5 separate regions of the Mus musculus genome follow, and regions 2, 3, 4 and 5 are each linked to region 1. Evidence: chromatin loops called from intact Hi-C (ENCODE). Cell type or tissue: gastrocnemius. All regions are shown on one strand.

Evidence for each region. Hi-C counts contacts between places; a loop is a spot of excess contacts. Peaks named below come from ENCODE experiments on the same cell type or tissue, not always from the same donor. Only the 100,000 strongest peaks of a DNase experiment are listed, where the experiment ranks them.
Region 2: a loop joins it to region 1, with 4 times the contacts of the local background. A loop is called at or near these places in 7 of 42 quality-filtered maps.
Region 3: a loop joins it to region 1, with 2.0 times the contacts of the local background. A loop is called at or near these places in 10 of 42 quality-filtered maps.
Region 4: it touches region 1 in a loop (2.7-fold over the local background); 10 of 42 quality-filtered maps call a loop at or near these places.
Region 5: it touches region 1 in a loop (11-fold over the local background); 27 of 42 quality-filtered maps call a loop at or near these places.

The regions. Positions count from the first base shown.
Region 1 is chr2:61,452,357-61,457,356 of GRCm38, forward strand. It overlaps Gm33753 (a long non-coding RNA gene), which reads left to right and starts at 586. Exons shown (of 4, transcript XR_374566.2): 1 at 586-791; 2 at 921-1,023; 3 at 1,350-1,419; 4 at 1,491-1,736. In gastrocnemius, CTCF peaks have their summits at 2,297 (motif pointing left) and 3,762 (motif pointing left); DNase peaks (open chromatin) are centred at 1,525, 2,290 and 3,743; H3K4me3 peaks cover 890 bases; H3K27ac peaks cover 1,759 bases.
Region 2 is chr2:61,399,649-61,404,648 of GRCm38, forward strand. No RefSeq gene overlaps it. Among named protein-coding and RNA genes, the nearest start is that of Gm39834, 32 kb to the left of the region's middle. In gastrocnemius, a CTCF peak has its summit at 2,856 (motif pointing left); DNase peaks (open chromatin) are centred at 2,127, 2,554 and 2,817; H3K4me3 peaks cover 1,863 bases; H3K27ac peaks cover 2,979 bases.
Region 3 is chr2:60,612,592-60,617,591 of GRCm38, forward strand. Itgb6 (integrin beta 6) reads right to left here. Exons shown (of 15, transcript NM_021359.3): 12 at 4,054-4,148. Among named protein-coding and RNA genes, the nearest start is that of Itgb6, 59 kb to the right of the region's middle. In gastrocnemius, no CTCF peak of the experiment used is centred here; no DNase peak of the experiment used is centred here.
Region 4 is chr2:60,605,133-60,610,132 of GRCm38, forward strand. It overlaps Itgb6 (integrin beta 6), which reads right to left. Exons shown (of 15, transcript NM_021359.3): 14 at 8-174. Among named protein-coding and RNA genes, the nearest start is that of Pla2r1, 54 kb to the left of the region's middle. In gastrocnemius, a CTCF peak has its summit at 3,045 (motif pointing right); no DNase peak of the experiment used is centred here.
Region 5 is chr2:60,718,665-60,723,664 of GRCm38, forward strand. It overlaps a transcript of Itgb6 not described here. Among named protein-coding and RNA genes, the nearest start is that of Gm33436, 29 kb to the left of the region's middle. In gastrocnemius, CTCF peaks have their summits at 2,452 (motif pointing right) and 4,012; DNase peaks (open chromatin) are centred at 1,769, 2,448 and 4,066; H3K4me3 peaks cover 3,289 bases; H3K27ac peaks cover 5,000 bases.

The sequences.
Region 1 (5,000 bases):
ATACAGGGACCCAATGAAGTGACCATGATTACAGGCACCAGTCAATCAGGCAAGGGCCTAGAGAGAACAGAAAGGTTAGACAAAGGTGATTTCTTCACTCAATTCCAGAAGCTGAAAAGTCTAATATGAGAGACCATGAGATACACCCTTGCCCAGGGTGGGAGGTGAGAGGAGGTAAGGGGTGGGGAGGGAGGTAAAGAAGCAGGAGGAGGTAAGGGGGAAAGAGTGAGAGAGAGCTGAATTTCTTTTTATAACATGAACCTGCTCCAAAATCAGCATTAATCCCCATGAGGGCAGAGCCTTCATCTTTTAAAGGTACCATTACTCAACACTAATACACTGGGAACTCTTCCCAGCATGCAAAATTTGGGGCAGGGCATATACTGAAACTTTAGAACTGACAATCTTACGACAGCTGCTGGGATTGCCTGAGAAGCTTGGTTTTATGGGCTATTCCAGGTGATGGGACTCCTGCCACAAGTCTGGGAACCATAGATATTGTGCCAATTTCAGAAACATCTTCTTATCCCCATTTGTGATGCCCAAATCTGGATTAAGATATTCTTCTTTACATTGCAGGGCTTCTTTTCCCAGCCCTTACAGGTTTCCAGGAAACCCTAGTGGGCGTCACGACACATGGAAAGGCTCCAGATTGTGTGTGAAAAATGGCGGATGGGCACACACTTTTTCTTAGGTTACCAGAGGCTCCAGAACACAGGAGAGGGGATCTGCTGCTGAGGACTGACTGAGTTCTCTAGGTTTCCACTTCAGAACTCAGGTGTCTTTCTAGGGTGAGTACATACATAGATACCAGGTAAAATAAGCAAGAGAATTCTCATGCCAAGTACTAAAATGAATCGGCATCGTTGGCTGAACACCCTGGATGAATGCAATACATTGAACCTATTCATTCCTTCCAGGAGCCCTGGAACCCTCTGGAATGGACAGCACCATCCCCACTTCAGCTTTGAGGAGCATCAGATATACTAGTTATCGGGCAATCAATAGTTATCAGATACCACTGTAAGCACTTCACAAGAGCTCAGCAACTCTTCCAACAAGTCTAGAGAGCAGATTCTATTATCTCCATGTTACAAATGAAGAAACAGCCTTCCCATAAGTCCACTTCTCTCATCTCTATCACAAGAAATAACAATAGTAGCCCTGCACGCAGGAGCTATTCTAAGCATCCTTTTATTGAAGAGGAGCCTAAAACAAAAAAAGGGGCAAATAACTTGCCCATTCTCGTAGCAAGAGGTGGAACTAGAATCCAAAAATACTCTCTACTGTCTCAGTTCTAGTTTTGACCTTGCTGGATAAGTGTTTTTTTTTTTTTTTTTTTTTTTCAGGCCTGAGCTTGTGTGGACGCCATGTCTAATCTAGTAACTTCCTTTGTCATTTTAAAGCTCCATGCACAAGGTAAGCAGGATTCTGGGCACAGCTCCTAAGTTTCTACACAGTCCTCCATTACCACCTTGTGTTGCCTGCAGGTCTCCGGTGACAGCATGCCAGGCCACCCTCAGCTGGTTCCCAGACCACACAAGGTCACACCAGTCACTCAGGGATGCCAGAGCTCACAGCTGCCTTTTACAATCACGGACACAATGAGAGCAGACAGCCCGGCTGCTCACACGGCTTCCAGATATCACATTACTAATATTGCCTCGGCGCAGTGTTCTGAGACCATTCTGAGCCCGGTTACAAAAATAGTCATGACTCTCATCGGGGCTGAGACTGTTGGTTTTGTTAGGTGAGAACACTTGAGGAATATAAAATGCATGAGAAAGAGTGGCAAAGAGGAAAAGCATTCGAAAGGATGTATAGGGTCAAACAGAAGTCACCCAGCAGTGGAGAACCACCTGACCATGGCTTTCGGCGCAGCTTAAACCTGGGGTCTGAAGAGTTAATCAGTTCCTCTTCCCTTTGGTTCCTTCCAAATTACAAAATGTTGAATTGGATCGTGTGCCTTTAACTGCGTGTGCATGTGTTAAAAGCAAAACTACGGCTCTTTTTAATGTCCCCTGGTCTACATACAGGCACATCCACATCATGAGATTTGTGTGCTCAAAGCACACCGCATTTGTATGCCTAACCACTGATTTCTGCGGGGCTCTTAATGTTATGCAAGACTTTTCCCTTCCTTTGCTCACCTCCTGTGACTATGCTGATTCGGCATTTTATAGACGCATCAATTTTCCTTTAGAAGCTGTGCCGAGAATGTGCGAGTCCCTGGGCCAGTTTCTTATTGAAATCAGATGCAGAATCAGCTCACAGTTCGGTGATAGGCTGCCCCCTAGTGAAACTTTTCAGCTCCGCAGTCAACCTGCAAATTCCCCGCAAAGAGCTCTGCAGAGCCTTCTCAACAAAGAAGAAATGTCCTTCAGAGGAGGGTGGTGGACCCTCGTGTAATTCGATCTTCGACCTGTTTTCTGGGCGTTCTGTGAAATTTTTCCTTGATAATTCAAAATTGTCTTAAAAACATACCCTCAACGCTCATTCTTTTGTATGCCAATAAAAATACCTCTGGGAGTGAAAGCTGCTAAGGGCTGCACTAGGGAGCCGCATCTGTTTCTGCTTATTACACCTGCCTATTGTGTGATTCGATGTATCTGCACAACGCAAGCATGCTATGTGCTTCAGGCTCCCTAGCCTCTACTTTCTACAGAAGCTAAAGATTTGTCTTTATAGGGGGTTAAATTTTGTAGAGGCATTTTGCATGCTCCTTACGTGGAAAGTCCCAAGTCTAGACATTATTGCTACTACTATAGAATTATTTGTTTTAGACGAGACTCTTAAATGTTAAGCTAAATGTTGCTTATGGGTTGTATTGTTGCAGATGTGAAATTTCCCATAATTAATACAGCCCATAAATTATAAGTTAATATTCAGCAACTTGATAGCAGTAGCAAATTTATCCATCTTTGATGAGTGTGTCCATGACACTCCTTTCCAGGAACACTTCAGCCGAAGGCATCCTCAGTCTGAATGATTGTCTGAACGTTCACTCTGAACATCAGGGGATGAGATGGATGACTGACAAGTGCTGCATCAGCTGGGCGTTGGACCCGTGTTCTCATTTTCTGGTATTTCATTGGTATAGATGCCATCCAAGATTAGAATCAAAGAGTGTTCTTCATTTTGTTTCATGACTGTATTGTGGCTTCTGAACTTCTCTAGAAGAATGTTTCTCTTAGTTTCAACTACTTATGTATTTTATTAAGTATTATCCACTTTATAGATAGCTGAGGGCTTTTGTTGTTGTTGTTCTATGAAACAACAGTTACTGTCAGACATTGGGACACTTACTTCAGAAATAATGCGATCTGGCTCACCCTCATCATCATCCCTCCAACCCACTGCCTGTTACTAGCCATCAGGCTCAAACCAAAGCTCTTTCCCATCAACGTCGTTCCATATCTTGCCCTTGCAATTCCTGAGGACTCTGTGTTGCTCCCACTTTAAGATGCACACAGAAAGGTCAGCATCTTGCCTCGGTTCGAGTGTTCTAAATTAAAGGAACCTGCTCCATCGATCCCAGACAAGACTGAATGAGGGCTATCCCTAGAGAGTGGAAGACAGGCCAGGCCTCTCCCCAGAGAGTCTCCCCAAGGTTGTTCTTTCTTTCTAACCATGAATAAGTTATGAAGGTGAAATTTCTCTACTTACACAGAGGCATTGATAGATCCGGAGGAGGAGGGGCCTTCAGAGAAGCACTGCTGAGAACAGGTTAGAAGCAACAAGCCAGCAAGCGCCCCCTGCCGGTGCACTGACTATCCTGCGGTGCTCAGGAAAGATACTCCGTGACTACCCACCAAGTTCATTCAGGGGCTGGCAATTTTGTGCCTGGGCAAATATTGGCAATACTTTTCTCCTTCAGTCATTAAACTGGGGGAAATTGTTTTATTTTGGATTTGATTTGCCTTGGGTTTTAGTCCATTGCTGACACTCAGAATGAATAGCCACTACTAAGAATCCTTGCTTCCGGGATGTGAAGACCTTTCTAGAATACATAATCTGCCTTCTTCTTCTTTTTTTAATAACTCACCGCAAGGGGATATTAATATTTTTCTATTTTTAGGATGCCTATAAGAAGCAGTGTATGAGGATAGATAAATGATGACTCAGTGATACTGACTTTTTTTTTTTTTTTTTTTTTTTTTTGATGAAATAACACCCTTTCCTGCCCTGGTGTTGGGCTTGCCCGTGTGCCTTGCTGAGACCAACGGGCATAAGTACTTTCCCATTCCTCATCTGGGTATTATGGGATGTCATGTGTCTCTGATCGCTTCCTAACCTATCTTTGCCTCCATAATAGCTAATGACCTAGGAATATAAAGTTAGGGAATCCTGTCTCTAATCCACACTTGTAAACCACATCCAGCCTTGAGTTTGTTCCTTAAGACGGTTTTTTTTCTCATTAAGTCCCTAGCCTCAGAGGCAAATTAGGAGGAAAGAAAAATTATCCCCGTTTTATAGATGACAAGATTGAAGTGGGTGAAAACTTGGTTAAAGAAGAAGTTTGTAAGTGCCTGCAAAAACTTCAGCCCAAGTCTGTCTCTCCTCCTTTTGCTTTGTTGTTTTGTGAACTGAGGTGTCCAGGATGTTTGACTGACTGGTGGGGAAAGGTAAATAAGAATACTGAGTGACACAATCAGCAGGTGGCACTTATATGACAAGAGTTTTAAACAATTATTGTTTAAAAAGCATTAGAGCTGCCAGGCGGTGGTGGTACACGCCTTTAATCTCAGCACTTGGGAGGCAGAGGCAGGCAGATTTCTGAGTTCAAGGCCAGCCTGGTCTGCAGAGTGAGTTCCAGGACAGCCAGGGCTACACAGAGAAACCCTGTCTCGAAAAACCAACCAACCAAACAAACAAACAAACAAACAAAGAAGCATTAGAGCTGTTCTTTGTGAATTCAAAAGATAAAATTTTTGCTGAAGTGGACTGTGGACTGTGATAGAAGGTAGAGGGTTTGTTTTCAGATCTAGACTGTTGGTAAA
Region 2 (5,000 bases), 53 kb before region 1:
TTTTGTTTTTTTTTCTCATCACCCAGAGGACATCTCTGGGAGTCATTTCCTTGTGGATAAATGTTTTTCCAACAGCTTAGGTGAGAGATTTTCAAATTTCAAAACAATTGATAAAGGGAAATGACCACTGAAAATACAGATATCAGAACCATGTGTCTCTCTGCCCCCATAGCCTCTTGGCAAGAAAAACAACAAAACAAAACAATCTTCATTTCAAATAGAGTCTTACACAAAGGATTAGCAGAAAAACTGTAAATCCTGTAGCCACTTTAGAAAGTACAGAGAAAAGAAACTCTATTCTCCTGCTGACCCACACACCAGAAAGACTCAGAGGCTCTCTAATAGAGCTGTGTTGAAACCCCTTGGGAATCTCTAGGCAACACTTAGAGACAACATTTAGTAGAGAACACCATATAATAGATACTGTTGTTTGTTTTGTTTTAACACATTTAGTGTCTACAGTTCTCAATCTCTGGTCCCCAAAAAGGCCTAGGTATCCCAACCTTTCCTTCAAAGCCATGGCTAAGACAATATTTCATTTCTCTCATGAAGCATCAGGACAGGTCTAATACGGGTGTTCCTTTCCTTTGTGAAGAGGCTAGATTTAACACTTTCCGCTGTAATTGTGTGAGGTTTGGTCTCAAATACAAAACTGTGGTACAGCACTGTTTGAAGAAATAATTGCGTTAAGCATGCAATAGTGATAGAGTGCCAGAGAAGAAACGGTCTCCTCGCAAAATTAACTGATGCTCATCCATTGCAAGATGACGTTTTAGAGGACACAAAGATAAAAATAAAAAAAAAATTAAAAAATTAAAAAAACAAACGCAAACTCTACACTGTATTGACTTGGAAGAGGAAATAAAACTTAGCAGTATTAAAGAGGTCTCTAAACTGAAAGTGAACCAATTGCTAAAATGGAAGGTCTGTAGATAATGGGAAGGGGCGGTGAGCAACACTGGCTGGAATGATCAAGAGGAGATCTGGAAATACAAGGTTGATTTAAGATAGACTCTGAAGGAAGGACTTAAAAGAAAAGAAACGACATTCCCAGCAAGTATCTGGTAAACCATGGCATACTTGCCAAGAAGAAATTTCATTTTGAGGTCATAAATGCCCAGATTGATCTAATCTTTATTCAAAACAAACTTCTAAGAAGAAGTTTAAGTGAACTTAGATCCTTAACAAAGGAGCCATTTCCCACTGAGAGGACTTAGATTGGGGCTTCTCCAGTTATCCTCAGCAGCCTCCAATTAGTCTAATCTCTGTAGGACGTGATCTCCGCCCAAGGCATTTGGGGGAGAAGGGTAAACACTGCCTTCTTTCTGGTCGCAGTAACAATTTTGAAATACTAACAGATAGATTATCCTTGTGCTTTTATCTTTCACCTTCCACCCCAGCTGCTTTGCACTCTTAGCCAGAGAGAGGGAGAAGGGAAGGGGAAAGAAGGGGGGAGAGAGAGAAGAAGAAGAGGAGGAGAGAGGAGAGAAGTGGGGAAGGGGGGGTAGGAGAGGCGCCACAAGGGGAGAGAGATGGTTGTTTTGTAGTACAAGATGGATGGGGGAGGGGAAACTTTGACTTTGAAAACTCCAAGTGGAAATTTTGAAAAAAGATAGGGAACGATTCTTAAGTTGCCCTCATCTTTAAAGATGTTGCACTAGATTAAGATGCCTAACATCATACAGTCTTCTATCTAGAACCACCCCCCCCCTTTTTTTTTCAAAACAAATGGTATGTTTCCTGGGGGCTTGGCTTCTCTGCAATTGTGTAGCCCTTGGTAGAATGACGTACTAGAGCCTTGGCCTCTCCTTTTCTTTATCATTAAGTGGGTACCAAATATGCTTCATTGATAAGGGCTTAATATTTTGTTATCTCTCCATTGAACCAAAATTCAAGGCGATGAATGCTTCAGCATATTCTAGAGTTCAAAATGTAAAGCCCAACAATTTTATCTAGTCTCATGACCTTAGTTTCCACGTATAAAGGCAAAAACCTCCAGCAAAGGGATGTTGTGTCTGCCTCAGACAGTGGTGGTGAAGGTTAAATTAGATACTGCTGAGGCATTTGCCACGGTGGGGGTGGGGGAAGTTGGCTCAGAGGACATAAGCACTACTGGTTTATTGGTGACAGAATGTCACATAAGAGCCCTCGTGTGCTTGTTTTCAATAAGTCTTTTCTGGCTAGTTAAACAACCCTATTTTAAGAGTCCCCAAAGTTAGGCATATACACGCCTCTTCCCTCTCTCTCCCCGCCAACACCTCACAATGACAGGGTCAAGAGACCGCCTTTGGTATATGCTGCCCCAAACCGACTCTTCTAGTCCCTGCTAATAAAATGTAAAGAATGTGATACAACAGGCGTCCCGAGTTAGGAGACGGAGGGAGGCTGCCAGAGATGTGGTCCCAGTGGGCTCTCAAAACCTCTAGTATTCAGTTTATCTTGGGTAAAGCCTTTGTTAGAATTAAAGAAAAAAAAAAAAAAAAGGCAGGCTGTTGCAAACCAGCTTCTCGGTAAGCTATAGTCGCTTCCTTGGCTACCCGCGACATGGGAATAATCGTTCAACTAGTCCCATTTCTATTGCGACTGGAAACAGGAAACGAATAAGGTACAGTCTTAAACAAAAACAAAGAGACTGAAAGACAAACCAGATTGTCCCAGGGTTCAGGAGAGGTTTGTGCTAAGTGTTAGAAGGTTCAGATCTGGTGGATCCTCCCCCACTTTCTGCCATTCCAGAAATTCCTTAGGGGGGGAGGTGAGGCGGGGGGGTGGGGGGGGGGGGGGGAAACGAAGAGCTGTTCTAAACTGCACAGCACTGCCATCTTCAGGGCCAACGGGGAAAATATTTTCCGGGTCAGTCAGACAAATCATCGTCCTGAATGCTTCATTTAAATATAATCAAATGCTTAAAACTTTGACAAGCATACAGTCTGTAACAGATTTTCTTTTTCTTTTAGCGTTTTCCATGTTTGGAATGTCAAAGGACACATTTTGGGGGGGGGAGGAGTCTGTGTATGTGATATATGAACATTAAAAATACGTATTTGCCAATTGAAAGTTATTTTCAACTGGAAAGATTAACTAGCTTACACTACACTGCCAGGTGATGGAGCAAAACAGACGCAAACATAGTGTTCTGAAATTTTTTTTTCCGTAAAAAGAAGAAAGGATGAATGTAATGGTTCCACAGTGCCGTTTGAACAGATGGTGTGATTAACAACTAGTGTGTTAGCCGTCTCAGGAGCTCACCGAGAGTAAACAAATGCAACGGGAAAATCACTTTCCTCCCCAAAGAGTTTTTAGTTCATTTTATTACGAAAATTTGGAAGTCTGCATTTTGAAAGCTGAGTATCCTTAGAGGATACTGGGAATAAGAAGGGAGGGAGGAGTTTCTGGAGGAAGACTCAGAAAGACTATTCTCTTCCTGATGAAGAATGCCGAAGCTCTCACAGAGCTGAGATGGGGGTAGTCTGGGCTGCGGCTGTCATCGGGATGCTGGAGGTGGGTGGTGCATGGTCCTACACACAAGCCATAAAATAAAAAGGTCAGATTCTCTTCCCGGCTCTTGTCCTTGCTCTCTCTGGACTGCGGTTTCTTTTGTTTGAAAATCTGAAGGAAAACCAGACCAACTGAACAGCTGTGTTTCAGAAACTTTAATGTGCACCTGGGGATCTCATTAAGATGCAAATTCTAACCTGGGGTAAGGTAAGGTCCAGGCTTTGAAATTCTTACAGACTCCTAGGTAATGCTGATGCTGCTGATCCATGGCCTGCGTTTACCACCTGGCCTCTAAGAGCCTTCCAGTGGTGGTGCTCTAGCATCCCATAATAGGTGATGCAAAGCTAGCTGATAAGAGGCAGAGTCTGCCTTCCTAAGCCCGACTCAGAACTACTTGTGGATAAAAATACCTAATAAATATATCACACGTTGCACTGATTTTTTTAAAGACCTTTTTTTTTTAAGTATTTTTCTATGGGAAGGTATTTCGCGTGAGTAGAGTGTGCAAGGACCAGAAGAGTACACACGAGGTGGAGTTATATATAGTAGTCATGAGCTGTCATAGTGGGTGCTATGAACTGAACTCAGGTCCTCTCCTCAGCAAGGTCAGAACACCCTGCTGAGCCATCCCTCTTGCATGGGTTTTAAAAGTAAATCACTTAGGTTGTCTGTTTTCTTTTAATCTGCTAGAGAATTAATCTGGAAGGGACCCCAAACCACAGCCACAGCCCATACATTATATTATATATTATGGGGATGAGATGATCAAGAGTCTGAGATGGAGCATCAGACAGCATCTGCATAGTCAACATCAATCCCAAGACTGCGGGGGATTTTAAAATGTCACTTTAGGAAAGGCACTGGAATCAGAATAGAACGTCTTGGGGGAAAATATCTATAAAATGCATATCAGGCTCATATCCAGAAAACATGAAGAATTTTCAAACCCCAATAGTATGAAACCAGCCTAGACCAGTGAGACAGTCTGTGGGCAGGGGTACTTGTCACCAGCCTAACTGACAGACAACCAGAGTTCAGTCCTCAGGATGCAAATTGATCCTTGAGAATTAATTCCTGCAAACCGTCCTTAGAGTGCCTCACTCACCCACTGTGGCATGCGCACCCACCAACCCACAAACACATAATCCATAAATACATGTGATTTTTTTACACAAAATATTTCCATTTTAAAGGGGGCAAAGACTTAGAGTAGATGCTTTTGCAAATGGGAAATACAAATGGTAACGGATAAGTTCAGCATCATTGGCCGCTATGAAATTCATACTGAACCCATCACGAGGCACCTATCACAAGAACTAAGTTTAGAACTATTGACAATATCAAGTGGTGATACGAATGAGGAGAAACAAGATCACTCACCTGCACATCTCTTGACAAGACAAAGCAGAGGTGAGAGAAGATGTGACACGTGGCAAAGAAATAGCGAGGTGACTACGTCACATCTAAATGTACACCATTCAAATCTGCATAGACTTATGTGCTTA
Region 3 (5,000 bases), 840 kb before region 1:
TATTAAGTTGTCATTGTTTATCGTTTTTGCATTTAATTTTTAAAAGAAAAAAACCGATAGGACCCGTGACTAATATGCCTTCTATCATTCACGACAGTAGGAACCAGTAAATAATAAATTCAGCATTCTAAATGAGATTTTGTACAATAGATTTTACGTGAACTAACTAGTTTTGAACTCATTAGAGGCATCTATTTATGTACACATGAATATTGGGAAATATAATGCAAATTACCCTCCTTTGGTCATTTCCATATGCATATGGCCATCTGACTCACCTGGGAGATTCGAAAATACCAATTCTGGGAGCCTATCTGAGGTGTTTTAATGGGAGAGTCTGTGATAAGCACAGAACTTGGGCATTAAGCAATGATTTAATAAGCATTCTAATTGGATGCCTTGGATGGGAAGATCTGGGAAGCTCTTGGCAACCAGACGAGCACGGCCGGGGTTATTCCATGTGTTTGATGGTAAATGGCAGGCACCCTTATTGAAGCCGTAGTTTGGTCTTTTTTATATGACCTTCACCACTGCCCCACTTCCACTCCAGTAACTAAGATTCACGGACTCTTGGGGAGTGTGCGTTTGCATTTTGCATCTCTTTCTTCAGTGTGGGCCACAGCTGTGAGAGTTTTGCACTGCTCTCTTGAACTCCCTTAATGGGGCATCAGACTCTCAGGTTGAAAGTATGTGCATGGCTTATCACGCTCATTTCAGTAATAGTAATCCTGCCTCTTTCTTTTCTTTCACATAGTCACACCGAAGCATAGGGGCCTACTTTCCTTGGCCAGATTATTTAAGTTTTAATGGAACTACGGACCTGACCTTTGAGCCACCACTCCCCCCTTGTGCTTTAATTACTGCACCTCTTCTTTTCTTGACTGGTGCAGTCTAGCTGTGCCCTGTTTTGTAGTGTTTGGGTGTTGAAATAGTATTATCGGATGTGCAATGAAAGATTTGCATAATTAGCTGCTAAGGTTTTCTTTTGTTGTTCGTAGAAAATGGCCCTTTCTTGCTTGATTCCCCCCCACCCCTCCTCTGTGAGACTTGAATTACTGCCACTGAATAATACAGGGAAACTAAGATCTCAGGTAGCCAGGGAAATCATGCTTAGTAAGGAAGACATATAAATACGATGGAGTGCGGGACAGAGGGGTGGGGGCGGAGCTGCGGGTCTGAGAAGGTTCAGGGAAAATGTAGAAAACATGAATGTCTGCACTGTTGATGCACAGCCCTGAGTTTTAAGCTCTGTGATCAGCTTAAAGTCCTGGGGGGTAAAGAGTTTCCCAAAGGAGAGGGTGGAGATGAGTGTTGGGGGTGGGGCTTCCTTGGTGAGATAAATTTGGGAATCTCTTTTTCTCTTTAGTGCCTCTCCTGGTGACTCACACTCACGCTTAATTTAATGTTACATAGCAATCCTGAGGACTTGCAAAGCCCCGGGCTCCTTAGTTTCCCATTTCCAGAGTGTGTATATATATACGGCTGTGGATGCTTCAGTTCATGGAACTTCTCCAAGATAGTGTTTGGTGGAACCAACATTGAGCAACAATGATCTGAGTGTCTGGAATGGTGGGGTAAATTAAGAAACACAACTCTTTGAGTAAACCAGAATGAATAAAGTCAGGTGGGTCCACCACATCCCCCCCCACCCCATCCCTCCACCCTACCCCCATTGCCCATGCCAGATGGGTGAGTTTGTGAGTTACATAGTATGTCTGTCTTACTCCATGTCCTTAGCAGAGAAAAGCAGGTGCTAAAAGACCTTTAGCTGAGCAAGTGTGATGTTATCTTTTCAGAGTGGTGTGACAGTGACATTAGAGGCTGTTAGAAAGGTGTCTTTTAAACTCACAGTCAGACAAATCCACTTTTCACTCAGGTTCGTCCATGTTAGTGTTTAGGAGAGGGTTAAGGGTCCACTGGTTATTTTCATTTTCCAAGTTAGAAACAGTAGTCTGTATCCTTCCTCTTGTTTTGTTTTGTTTTTTGTTTGTTTGTTTTGTTTTTTTTTGTTTGTTTTTTGTTTTGTTTTGTTTTGTTTTTCGAGACAGGGTTTCTCTGTATAGCTTTGGCTGTCCTGGAACTCACTCTGTAGACCAGGCTGGCCTCAAACTTAGAAATCCGCCTGCCTCTGCCTCCCAAGTGCTGGGATTAAAGGCGTGCACAACCACGCCAGGCTTGTATCCTTCCTCCTAGAGATACTTTGGTCCAACACAAAAGAACCTAAATATTCTAAATGTCCTGGAAGCTCTTCTTCCCCCCAAGCACAAGCATTTTTGACGATCTTCTCTGAAAACTGTGAACCTGGACACAGCAACCGCCCCACTCACACCTCTGCGACTGACATGCTTCATCACAGCCTCCCCAGCCCACTGCATCTCCCACATGGCTGGAGAACTGAGTTTAGTCATTTGCAGGCATTTTCTGCAATTTCTGCTCATTTCACAGAGACAGCCGGTAAATATCCCCACTGCTGTTTGAGGAGCCTGGAAGATCCAGTGAGATGCGGACTAGTTACTGATGTGGTCACACCACAAATTCTGTGCTCTTTCAGTGCTTCATCGGGGCTCACCTTTGGTGTCAGACAAAGCACATGACATCTCATGCCACTTGCCGCTATTTGGCATATTTATCTGCGGTCACCAGCAAAGCACAGATGAAGGGTTTTATGAGCCCTCATCCTGTCCTGCCACACCAAGGAATTCAATTGTACCATCACAACAATTTTGAAACAGAGTATTTAAAAAACATATAAATGTCTTTCTATATTCTGTTTTGAAAATACATTAATTTCTGTAATCTAACTCCATCCATTCAATACATGTGTCCTACAGGCCATATATTATCCTTTCCTGTCCAGATTATATGCAGTTGTGTTTAATATTTGTGATGAGTCTTTGCCACTAGATTCTCATTTTAAATAATTAGACATGACAGATGAAAATGGAAACTCAATGTGATTATCAGTTAGGAGAGGGATTTCTTGGATCTGGAGATGAGTTCAGAGGGATGGAGGGATGGTAATGTACCATGGCTGGCAGGCTGGGATGGAGGAATGTGATGTACCAAGGCTGGGAGGCTGGAATGGAGGGATGGTGATATACCATGTCTGGGAGGGTGGGATGGAGGGATGGTGATATAGCATGTTAGTAGGCTGGGATGGAGGGATGGTGATATACCATGTCTGGGAGGCTGGGATGGAAGGATGGTGATATACCATGCTGTGAGGCTGGGATGAAGGGATGGTGATATAGCATGTTAGGAGGCTGGGATGGAGGGATGGTGATATACCATGTCTGGGAGGCTGGAATGGAAGGATGGTGATATACCATGTCTGGGAGGCTGGGATGGAGGGATGGTGATATACCATGCTGTGAGGCTGGGATGAAGGGATGGTGATATAGCATGTTAGGAGGCTGGGATGGAGGGATGGTGATATACCATGGCTGTGAAGCTGGGATGGGGGGATGGTGATATACCATGTCTGGGAGGCTGGGATGGAGGGATGGTGATATACCATGTCTGGGAGGCTGGGATGGAGGGATGGTGATATACCATGCTGTGAGGCTGGGATGGAGGGATGGTGATGTACCCATGGCTGGGAGGCTAGAAGTAAAAGCTACTGAGCAGAATACTTCCAGAATCTGTGAAGGGCAGTCAGGCCAACCAAGACTGCAGGCTTTATCTTATCTCAAAATAAGGTAATCCTGAGATAAAGGAAAATTTCAGGCTGTCAGTGGAAGCTAACAGCCATTTCTTCAATTTCCTTCTTACTAGTTTGGAAAATAGAGCCTTGTAGAGTTCTCTGCTGTCACCCTTGTCAATCAGGGGTGAACTCGCTAACAAAGCCGGAGACCAACTGACTAGCCACAACTTTAAGTTGCTTGTTCCTCCGCTCATCATTTCCTCAACTTTAGAAAATGCATTTATTCCCAAAGTGGGGGCAGGGAACTCGGGTGGCTGGCTCTTGGTACAAGTGAAGTCAGGTTACCGAGAGTCCCCTGACTCACGTGGCTTCTGCCTCTCAAGAACTATGTGATTTAAGAGAAGAAGCACCTTCCTCACTGATGGTGGCACCAATGGCTTTACACTTGTCAGCACACTCTTCTTGGGCCTGGCCATCTGCAGACAGGTAGCACTCGATGCAACTCCTGTGGACAGGACAAAAGAGTTCATAAGCTCATGGTGATGGTGAACCGGCAAGCAGCTAGCATGCCCCCTAAGCAGTCTCACTGGTGACATTGACCTCTTGGTACTTTCAGAAAGAGAGTTGAGTGGCATCTGAAAGGATGCTAAATTGTTCTGATCTCTACTCCATAATCAGTGTCCCCAAGTCAGCCTGATAACAGCCTCTATCTATCATCATTTTTTCTGTAGTGATTGCTTCTGATTGGTTAAAAAAAGAAACAAACACTTCACTATTTGATTTAGCTATATTTTCATTTCACGTTTTCAACATAAGGGAGTGTTTATATCCATAAATATGATTAGAGTCTAGACAAAGTTATGAATTTCTTAACACAAATGATCCATGTCTCAGCAGGGATTCTACAAACAGTGAGTGTTCTTAATATATGTCAAATGTGATGATTCTAAAATTCAATTTTCTGCTACTCTTTTGAATAAGTATAAGCCTTGATGGTGGGTTCTTAAAGTTTAGGATTATAGCCTGGATCTTCATTAATTCAGGCTTCTAAATAAAAGATTGCTGCTTTTATAGAAAAGTGTATTTCCAAGGATACAAGGAAATTATACTACTTTAAAGATGTCTGTAGACCAAAGTAAAATGGAGGCCTTGAATGAATCTTGTGCTACAAATAGATTTACAACTAGATTCAGTTTAGAGTAAGACAAATCTGCAAACATTTCATGCCTTGAGAATGGACAGCCTTCAAAAGGGCCCGAGAGCCTCATGCCCGTGGGATCTCAGCTGAAGCTGTACTTCTTTGCTGTGGTGACCCCCAACCACAAAATTATCTTGCTGCTTCATCACAACTGTAATT
Region 4 (5,000 bases), 850 kb before region 1:
CACATACCGTTTGCCACTTGGCCTTAGAGCGTTCTGCTTCAAATTTAGCAACTTCCTTCCGGTCATGAAATGATACCAGCAGCTTCCAAATGCACAGTAGCACAACTCCGATGAGCAGGATCGCCAGTGACACCCCCAACATGATCATGGGAATGTTTGGAGGTTTGGGGCAGTCTGTAGGAGCAGATAAAATAATCCTTAGAAGCTGCCACAATGAATATTTCACTGTAAGAAGGCTTTTCCACCCCTCACCGAGATGCAGGGGTTGAAGTCAGAGCATAGGACATTGGACAACTCTTCTCCTGCTAAGCCCCATGCCCATCTCATGGGACGGTAAGACCTTTCTCATTAGATTTTCTATTCACATATTTTCTACAGGAGGGAAATGCTGATATCTTCCTGTCTTGTGGATTTTTGTTCCCTAAAATTAAGTTACTTCTTTAAAGATAGGTTTGTATTTATTCTCAGTAAAACAAATGATTCAAACCGATTCAAAAATGAATTTATAACCAGCCTTGTATATCCTTGGTTTTGTATACAGAGATTCAATAAACTGTGGATTGAAAATATAAATGTGCCTTTATTAAATATAATATGCCCTGTCTTTCTTTCCTTTTGTTGTTACTTTCTAAATGGTAAGTATAATAAATATTGAGACAACAGTTATATTGTATTTGGTTTCTATTCTCTCTGTCCTTCTGTTCTCTCTCTCTCTCTCTCTCTCTCTCTCTCTCTCTCTCTCTCTCTCTCAAAATAATGTCTCTTGCATGGCAAGCTGGCCTCAAACCCTACAGCTAAAGATGGCCTTTAACATCTGAACCTCCTGCCTTTACCTCCCCAGTGTTGGGATCGCAGGTGTTTTCTACTGTACCTGGTTGTACACAGTGCTTGGGATTGAACCAAGGCCTTCTTATGTGCTAGGCAAGCACTCTACCAACAGAGTTATATTTCAATCCTCACATCACAATTTTTAAGTAGCCTGGAAATGATTTCAGGTATATGAAGATGTAAATTCTAGGCACATATATGGGCCTTCGGTATTGACAGATTTTGGTATCTTTGGCACAGGAGGATCTAGACCCAAATCTCCTGCAGACATGGAGAGTTGACCATAGATTGGATGGCTGACTTTAAAACTTTAATAAAACAAAGTGGCAATTAATGTACATGAAATATTTAAAGGACCATAAAAATACTACATTTTAATTCCCAAGATAATCTCTTCTGAGTATATTGCAACTACTTTGGTACATATAACTATTTTATCAAGAATCTCCTTTAATTGAGAACAATCTCAGAATTATATTAAAAATTATTACTCTAGCCTGGTTGGTCATGCCTGCAATCCCAGCATCCATGAGGCAGATACAGGAGTTTGATGCCAGCCTTGGCTACAAAGCAAAGCTCTTCACTACAGGCTCCTTGCCCCTTCCTCCTTTAAAGACAGAAGACAATCATTGCGTTGTGTTTTATGCCATGCTCTGATTTCCCATGTTGTATTTGGTTCAGTTCTCATCTGATGTACAGCCGTTGTGTGGATTATACTGAGCCCCTTGACCTCATCTGCGAGATAAAACAGAGTGCTCCCTCAATTTCCCTGATGACAGAAACATGCTGAGGTGGTCTTTTATCAAAACCACAGCCTCCTAGACCTCCCCCACCCGGGCCCAGGATATTCTGTTTCAGAAAGTCTTGGGTAATACCACAGGTTATACATTATTAACAGTATCTAAGTCATTCTTATGATCAGGGAAGTGTAGGGAATTAGATATGCTCAACTTGAATATTCCATGCTAGGCTAGATTGGCTCTATTGATAGTATTAATATAGTTTTGCAGTTAGATAGTGCCTTCCTTTGTTGACAGCAAGACAACTGATCATCCTTGCTGTGTGTCTACGAGATGATGACTCTCTTAATGGAGCATCATAATTAAGTCCTTCTTTTGCTTCCCCGGGAAGAAATTCCATATCACATGATCATTAAATATCTGCATCCTCCATCAGAGGTGAGGCAAAAACCACAGCAGTACCCGGGGAAGAAAGGAATCAGGCTTAGCCTACCCTCTTAATAATGTTGCTCTCAGATAGTTAATAAGGAAGAGTTGAACATTGAGGCTGGATTGTTTGGCGTTTCAGACCTGAATCTAAGGGGACTAATGACCCCCTAACAGTGTGATGCCTCATCTCAGACACTTTTTCTGGGTAGAAAACCATATAAGGACATTGTGAAGAAATAAGAATTGCTAATGGCCTACTTACTATAGTGCCAAGCAAATGAATAGGGAAGCTGTGTCCCTGAGAAAACACATTGATCCAGCTAGATCTGTGGCCAAGAAATGTCTGGGCAGGGACAGAGCCATTTTCCTAGTCACGGCAGAATGTAGCTTGTTACGATCTACACCTGGAAGGCGAATCAGGAGGGTGTTCAAGTAGGAAATCAACAAGGAAAAGGTACGGCTTAGGAGAGAGAATCATTTTAAATCTTAGGCTCATTGGATACTGTGAATTCCTCAAGAAAGGATTTAGCTCAAGTTCCAAGGGAGGTATCAGAGCACAGGCCCTTACTTTTCAGGCTCTCCTTATTCCTTTGGTCACTGAAGATAGCGACCTAGGTGGGAGGAGGGGGTTAGCTCTACTACTACATGTAATGTCACCTGTCAGGTAGGGCCACTGGTATACCTAATGCTGAGGGTTTGAATATCCCGTTCTTAGCTCTGTCCAAGCTGTTAGCTGTATCATATTGTGACTATTGTGCACTGGAAATGTGACATCTAAATCCAGATGTACTACAGATGCTAGAGAACTAGCTCACAGACTAAGCACGAAAAATGTAGAACACCTTGATATTTGTGTTGATTTCATGTTGAAATGAGAATAGTCTGGATACTGTGGTGAAGAAACTGAACTCCACCTCTTTTAACTTTTTAATGAGGTTTCTAGAAAATAATACATTTTAATATAAGGTTTGCCTAACAGTCCCTATTGACGAATGCTGGCATCTTTTAGATTCAGATATATATTACAGTTGTGTAGCCAGTGGGAGGCAGTGTAGTACAGTGGTTAAGAGGCTGGGCTCAAGCAAGCAGATCTAGGTTCAATCACTGTGACACCTAACAATGTGTTTGCCTCCATGCCTCGATTTTCTCACCTGTAGAACAAAAATAATACTGGTGCCCACTCTGTGGAGATGTTGAGAATACTGCCTGACATCGGCACTTAGAAAACATGACGACTGATATGTTGGCTAGACATGTGGACTAGTAAGGGCCCCGTACACAAAGGGACTGTAACAACAAATGCATTCTTCTCCCTTTTCTGTCTCCCCGAAGGCAAGGGCTTGGATCATGCAAACTCAACTTGTACTAAATCAAGTGATGAGTAACTGACTCGATTCTTTCAGCAAAGAAGGCTCGGCTGCCTTTTTTCTTTTCTTTTTTTTTTCTTTTTTTTTTTTTTTGTCTAACATGGCTCGTAGGCTCTAACATTCTATGCAGATAGAAGAAGGAAAATGAGTGATGCCCTGCCATGCCTGCGTCTTCAGCAACAGTGAGCACCCTGGACCAGTTAGCTCCCTTTTCACTTTGCTTAGAGGACACTGTCAATCAGTAACTTCTCCCTCCTTTTCCTGACTTTCTTGCTTCTCCCAGCATCTACCTTCAGAGGCATGGATCTCAGTGTTGCAGGAGGAAGGAACTACAGTCTCTTAGGGGTAGGCTATGGCCTTGGGGGTTCTGGAAGCACCAGGCCTGGCTGGGAATGGAGATCTGAGGTATCCTTGGGCCTGTCAGTAAGTAGATCAGAAAGTGAATTCTCAGGGAGATAGCTTTTCCTTCTCTTTCCCTTACTACAAAAGAATAGGGATAAAGAAGACACTATACTACATACACAGATATCACACATCTGTGAGGGATCCAAAGCATGGCTCGTGGTGTGTCACTCACACTGTGTCCAAGAATAAAAGAACAGACAACAGTTCAGTAACAATACAGCATTTCTCAACTGAAGGCATGTTCCATGAGTGTGGAGGGTAGGCGTGAGGGGAGACTGGAAAGGAAAAAAAAAATCAAACCAGTCAAACACAAAAGCCTGCACACTGAAAGCAAGGCCTTCTGCGGAAAGTGGCTTTGTTGTCTGGGATGGAGTTTTCCAATAGAATCAATATTTTAAGGGATGGCCTTGATTTCAGGATATGGTGCTAAAGTCACTACAGCAATTACAAACACAGAGTTGGGGTGCAGCTGGAGAAGCTGACTTTACAAAGCTGATAACAAGGAGGCAGGTTTTGGTTTTTGTTTTTTTTGTCTTAGGAAGTAATCTGGTCTCACAGAGCATGGCTCACCCTCTTAACTGATGACTGCAAGATGCCTTTTGTGTTTGCACAGCTCAGAAATGAGTACATGGAGTTTTTATGTGCCTGCCAACAGGAGCTCCCTGCCCCCCTTCCCCCCCCTCCCGTCACAAGTAGCAAAACCATGTTTACAGTCACCCCCACATTTGCGGGGTTGTGCCTGACCTCCAGCTGTCTTGCCCTCACCACAGTAATATGATGCTTTCTCTCATCACTTTCTTGATTGGAACATGAGGTTTAAACCCACATTGCAGATATTTTGGTATTATTTGGATTTTCAACCTCTAGGGTGATATCGATTTGATAGCTTTGGTTTCAAAGTCGGGATTTAACATTTTACTAGCATGTTGAAAACCACGTACCAACACCAAAACCCTTCTTTGTATCCCCTGTGTGTGGTGTTATTGTCTGGGCTGGACCTTAGGCTCCAAACCCAATTCTGATGAAGCCTGAAGATGCAGCTGTCGTTTCTCAGGGAAATTTTAGGGAGGGATAGGTCATTGCTAAAGACAGAAAATTCAGGACACCTGTGAGTGTCTAAGAACTCAGTCAGGGTTGTTAGCACGGTGGCTCTGAAGGAGAGCTAGGAACATCTGTGCTAAGTTGGATTGTCAGAATGTAGACTCAGTGCCTGTAGGCCTGCTGCCTCAGG
Region 5 (5,000 bases), 730 kb before region 1:
AAGACAGCCCTGAGATGGTCTCTGCAGTAGATTGAGAAATGGCCCCCAACCCATGCCTTTGTACACAGCAGCCTCTTTGGACTCTTCCTATCTCTACTCCTTAGTTCTGCTTTGGACCATGTGACAAAGGGATTCTAGCAGACTGGTACAAACTGGCAGGGATCTGAAAAATAAAACCGGAGGCTTGCAGCTACTGCTACAGTGTATCCATGGGGCAACGGTGGGGCAAAGGTGAAACTAAGGTTAAACTTACCTGTGAGGCCACACAGCTGAGGACACATGTCAACAGACTGCCTGTTCTCCGTGACATGAGCTCACAGGAGTCTCAGCCTGCACTGATCATCTGGGCCCAAAAGAGACCTACAAAGGAACCACACCCACTACACCTAACCCAAATTGCCAAGAATTTTGAGCAAATAAATGAGGGATGAAAGGAAAAAAAAAAACAAGATAGGACATGCTATGCCTAACAATCAAATTGCTGAGAAATCCAGTTGGAGGCCAGATTTTGCCTTCCACCATTCATCTGTTCCGCGCTGTGGTCATAGTGACTACCTAGCCACACGGTTGACCACAGTAAGCCTGTGCAAGGATAGAGGGCCAGCGAAGACTGCCAGTTTCCCCCAGTCAGCCTTTCTGCATGCCTCTGTTAAAAGGGCTAGATCACACAGCGGGAACAGTGGGAGGATGTGTGCTAGTTACAGGGCTGGAAGCTGACTTTTCCAGGTTCACCCTTCATGGACACTGGGAATTTACAGATGATCCAAGTGTACGGTCATTAAATGAGCAAGTCTGGAGGCGTAGCATGTGTGAGGTGTGAGGTGTATGCGGTGGCTGTCTCTGGTTTTTGTTTGTTTGTTTTGTTTTTTGTTTTGGTTTTGTGGTTGTTGTTGTTTGCTTTTTCCAGACAGGGTTTCTTTGTGTACCCTAGATGTCTTGGAACTTGTTCTATAGACCAGGTTACCCTTGAACTCACAGAGATCTATCTCCTTATCTCTGCCCTCTGAGAGTTGGGATTAGAGGTGTACACACACTACCACCTGTAGCATGCCGTCTCTGTGTTAATATCCCCTTGGTTTCCAAGTCTTGCAGCATTGGGCTGTACTCACAAGGCAGCAGACACCATCCCCTTCCTTGCTCCTTCCACCTTTTGACTTAACTCCTTACTCCCCAAGACATTCCCAGTTAGTCTTTTAGCTCCCCAAGTCAGTGGGATAAACAGGCCCAAACCGGTAGACCAGGGTTATAATTCCAGATCAGCTCCTAAGATGGTGGTAGGTTGGAGGCATGGAGAAAAGATGACCTGTAGTTACATGACCATGGGAGAGGAGAAGAGAAGACTCCAGCAGATGTTGGCCAATCTGCATGGATAAGACCTGGCCTGGCTGTGGCTGGAGGCTAGGACGACAAGAGGGTAAGGGAGTCTGAAACAGCCTGAGGTGTCCTGTGCAGGCAATCGGTGAAGCAATTTGATGACACAGAACCGTGAGTGGGTGAGCTTTTTTTTTTTTCCTGTTCCACAAAAGATTCATTTTAATGTCACAGTATGACATACCTGTGAACCTGCCTTAGGGGTCCCCTAAAAGGTAGGACAAAGTGAGCCAGAGAGGTCGTCGCGCGTAGGACAGAAAGTAGTTCAGAATGACTGAGTAGAAAATTAAATGCCAGCAGCCTGAAGGGCAGTCAAGGGCTTTCTCTTAGGAACTCCGACTGAAAATAGCAGTCTTGCCTGGCCTGGCTGGTCTAGCCAGCTTGGCAGAGCTAACTAGGCACTGTGGCTAGGTGTGGGTACTGTCCATGTGAGCAGTCCGGGTAGGTCCCCGGATGACCTTGGTCTATTGTTAGCACTCACAAGCAGCTGGGGCCGGTTTTCCTGGTAGCAGTAATAGCTACAGACAGCTTTGGAAGCCTAATTTGTTTTCAGTAAAGAAAAATAGTGTAGTCAAAGCACAGTGAGACCCTGAGTTTGACTCAGAGGTTCTGTGACTGTCAACATGCACCAGCTTTCTGGAAGAACTTTAAGAAATCAGTCACTTTTTTTCTAGAGTCAAATTTAAAAACCTTGAACCTCTTACGTAATCAAAATGTATGCCCCCCCCCCCCACCTCTTGGGGAACGTGTTATAGTAATTCCTGATTGCATGCCTTAGTTATTAGCATTATTTACCTTTCTGCATACCACAGTAGAAGCAAATTCAGATGCAAGGATTCAAAGCAGAAGAGGGGTTTAACCCTTAAGAACTAGACACAAAGTCAATGGCTCTTTAGGAGCCTGAAGATGGGTTTGAAACCTCAGATGAAAAATCCCTGACATCACACGATGCCCCAGTCAGCACATCTAGCTGTAAGTTTGCTTTAACGTATGGTGTCTGGGGAAAATACTGAGACATCGCAAAAATATCATTATATTTCAAATTTAAACTTTTGAGACTGCACTTCATGCTGCGAACACTAGAGGGCAGAAGTCAGAGAGAAAAGGCTACCCTGGAAGGAACTGCTCTGGGAAGCTAGGATTTGTATTTCACTATGACACACACAATTTTACTTAAGCAGACGCTAATGCTTGTAGTGTGACCAAGTGACTTCATGGTTGGAATTCAGTATTAAATTCCTATGATCTGCTGTAGCTGTCCAAAATCCACAACAGTGAGGAAAAAGCTATTGCTCTCTAAACAGAATCTATATCCTGCCCATTTTAGACACTTTGAGGGCCAATACAATATAGTTATGTCTGCGAGTCCTTAATTTTAGGGGGTACATTTCTTAGATGAATAACCTTTCACAGATATTGAATTTTTTAAAAATGCAGTATTGGTCTTACTTAGAGTTCTCACAGTGAATGGTAATGACATTAGGCTTTCCACTCACAGAAATAAAACATGCTCTCTGTAGAAGCTAGGAGTGACAGTCTTCCCATCTCCTCTTCCCCCATGATTTTCCTGTATTATCTGGACATTAAAATACCACTGTATAACCAGGAGACACTAAAGTTAACTGGTCACATTGGCATGTCAATACAAACATATATATATATATATATATATATATATATATATATATATATACACACATACATATATACACACATACATACATACATATGTACACACATATATGTATGTATATATATATACATGCATATAAACACACACATATATACCTACATATAAACATACACACATACACATATATATGCATGTGTGTGTATATATATACGTGTGTGTATATATATTCGTGTGTATATATATGTGTATATATATATATTCTCAGTTGATCAGTCATTTTGTGCCTTTTGGGAATGCCAGAAAGAACCAATGAAGTCTAGTCTCACCACCCATTTAAAAGAGAATCACAGTCACTTCAAATGGAAGCAAGTATCTTAAAATATTTTTAAAAAGACCACCTAATTCACGATTAAAGCATGATACCAAACATATTACCAAACATCAAGAGAATATAAATATATGAACTACTGTCCTTTGACTACTACACATTTCTTGAAGCAGCTGATTATAGCACGTGTGGGTCTGAGTGTAGGAAGAGAGAATAAAGCACACTGCACTAAGAAGGGGGGCTCTTTTATAAACCTGGGGGTCACACTTGTGGGTTCCCAAGTGCTGAGAAAGTTGAAATGCCATTATGGATCCCCAAAGCAGAGTTGGTCTGTAATGATCCGTGGCCAGATAGGAAACACTCAGCTCTGAAACTGGGGGTTGCATTTGTTAGCCATGCAGAAAACTTGGTCCACTTACCTCGCACGGGAGACCCTCTAATCTCAGAAAGTGCTGACATGCGTTACTGTACCCGTGAGCAAAGTCTTTGGCAGAAGTGCCATTGATCCTTGTGGTAGTGAATAGACTTAAAACATTCTGTTGTCACCATCCCTGAAAAAGCACATTCATGGGACTATTTCTTCCACCGGCATAATGAGGCATTTCATAAAGGCATGTGGGTGTACACCGCTAGGCAAAGATACTGCTGCTGAGTGACAGAGCGCCTGGCTGATTTACACAAACCCCCAAGCGCGCGCAAGCGCGCGGATGAGAATAGGTTAGCTTTAGATTGACGAGCAAATGTGGAGCCAGACTTCTGGCTGACAAATGGCAGAGCTATGCCAGCGCATTCGCTCCTCTGGAGGGAGACCAAAAGTGAAACAGGATCAAGTTCACTCTGAAAGGACATCCAAACCTAGTGGATGGCTGGGTTGGTAAAATATATATAGACACGAACCCCCCAAAATAGAATTTCGAGAGTTCATAGTTGAGCACATACCCAGGCCAGTGACAATACTTGCAGAGAATCCCTGGACCCTGTGTGTATTTATATTGACATTCCTTCAGAAGGGCCCTGCTGTTTTCAAGATAAATCTATTTTATTGGCAGCTTAGGTTTAAACTCACTACTCTCTAAAAATGGCCTGTTTGGGAAAACCAGAGACTGAAAATAACAACTGATGAGACTAGTGTTCAAAATGGTGCCAAGCAGTAACTGGGCCAGATTGGATTAGGTTTATTTTGGCCAGGCACAGCTGAGAACAGAAATGTCCAAACAGCGTTTGTCAAGAAGAGTGAATTATTATGACCACTCTTTCTAGGCTAAAGTTGAAAGTTCAGGTCTCTAAGAAGGTGGTGTGACTTTAGTGATCAACACTATTTCTGAGCTCCTGCGGCATGCCGAGAGCTTCACCTAGCACTTGGTATGCACTGGCCCATTTATTTCCATCCTAAAGCCATGGGGTAGAGCATATAGTCCTTGCTTTATAGATGAACCTGCTGTTCAGAGAAGTCAGTTGAGCTGTCCAGAGCTACACAGCCCCTGAGATTCAGGATTTAAAATTTCTGGCTCCAAAGCCCTTTGAGTCATGCTACATTGCTGCTTGAACACGCAGTGGGCATACTGATACGGTTTAGCAGCTTGCAACTGCTGTAGGGTTTGAGGAATGTTGGAGCAAGAACAGAGAAAGCTGAGAGACCCAGGTTTGAATCCAGACTCCACTGGCTGT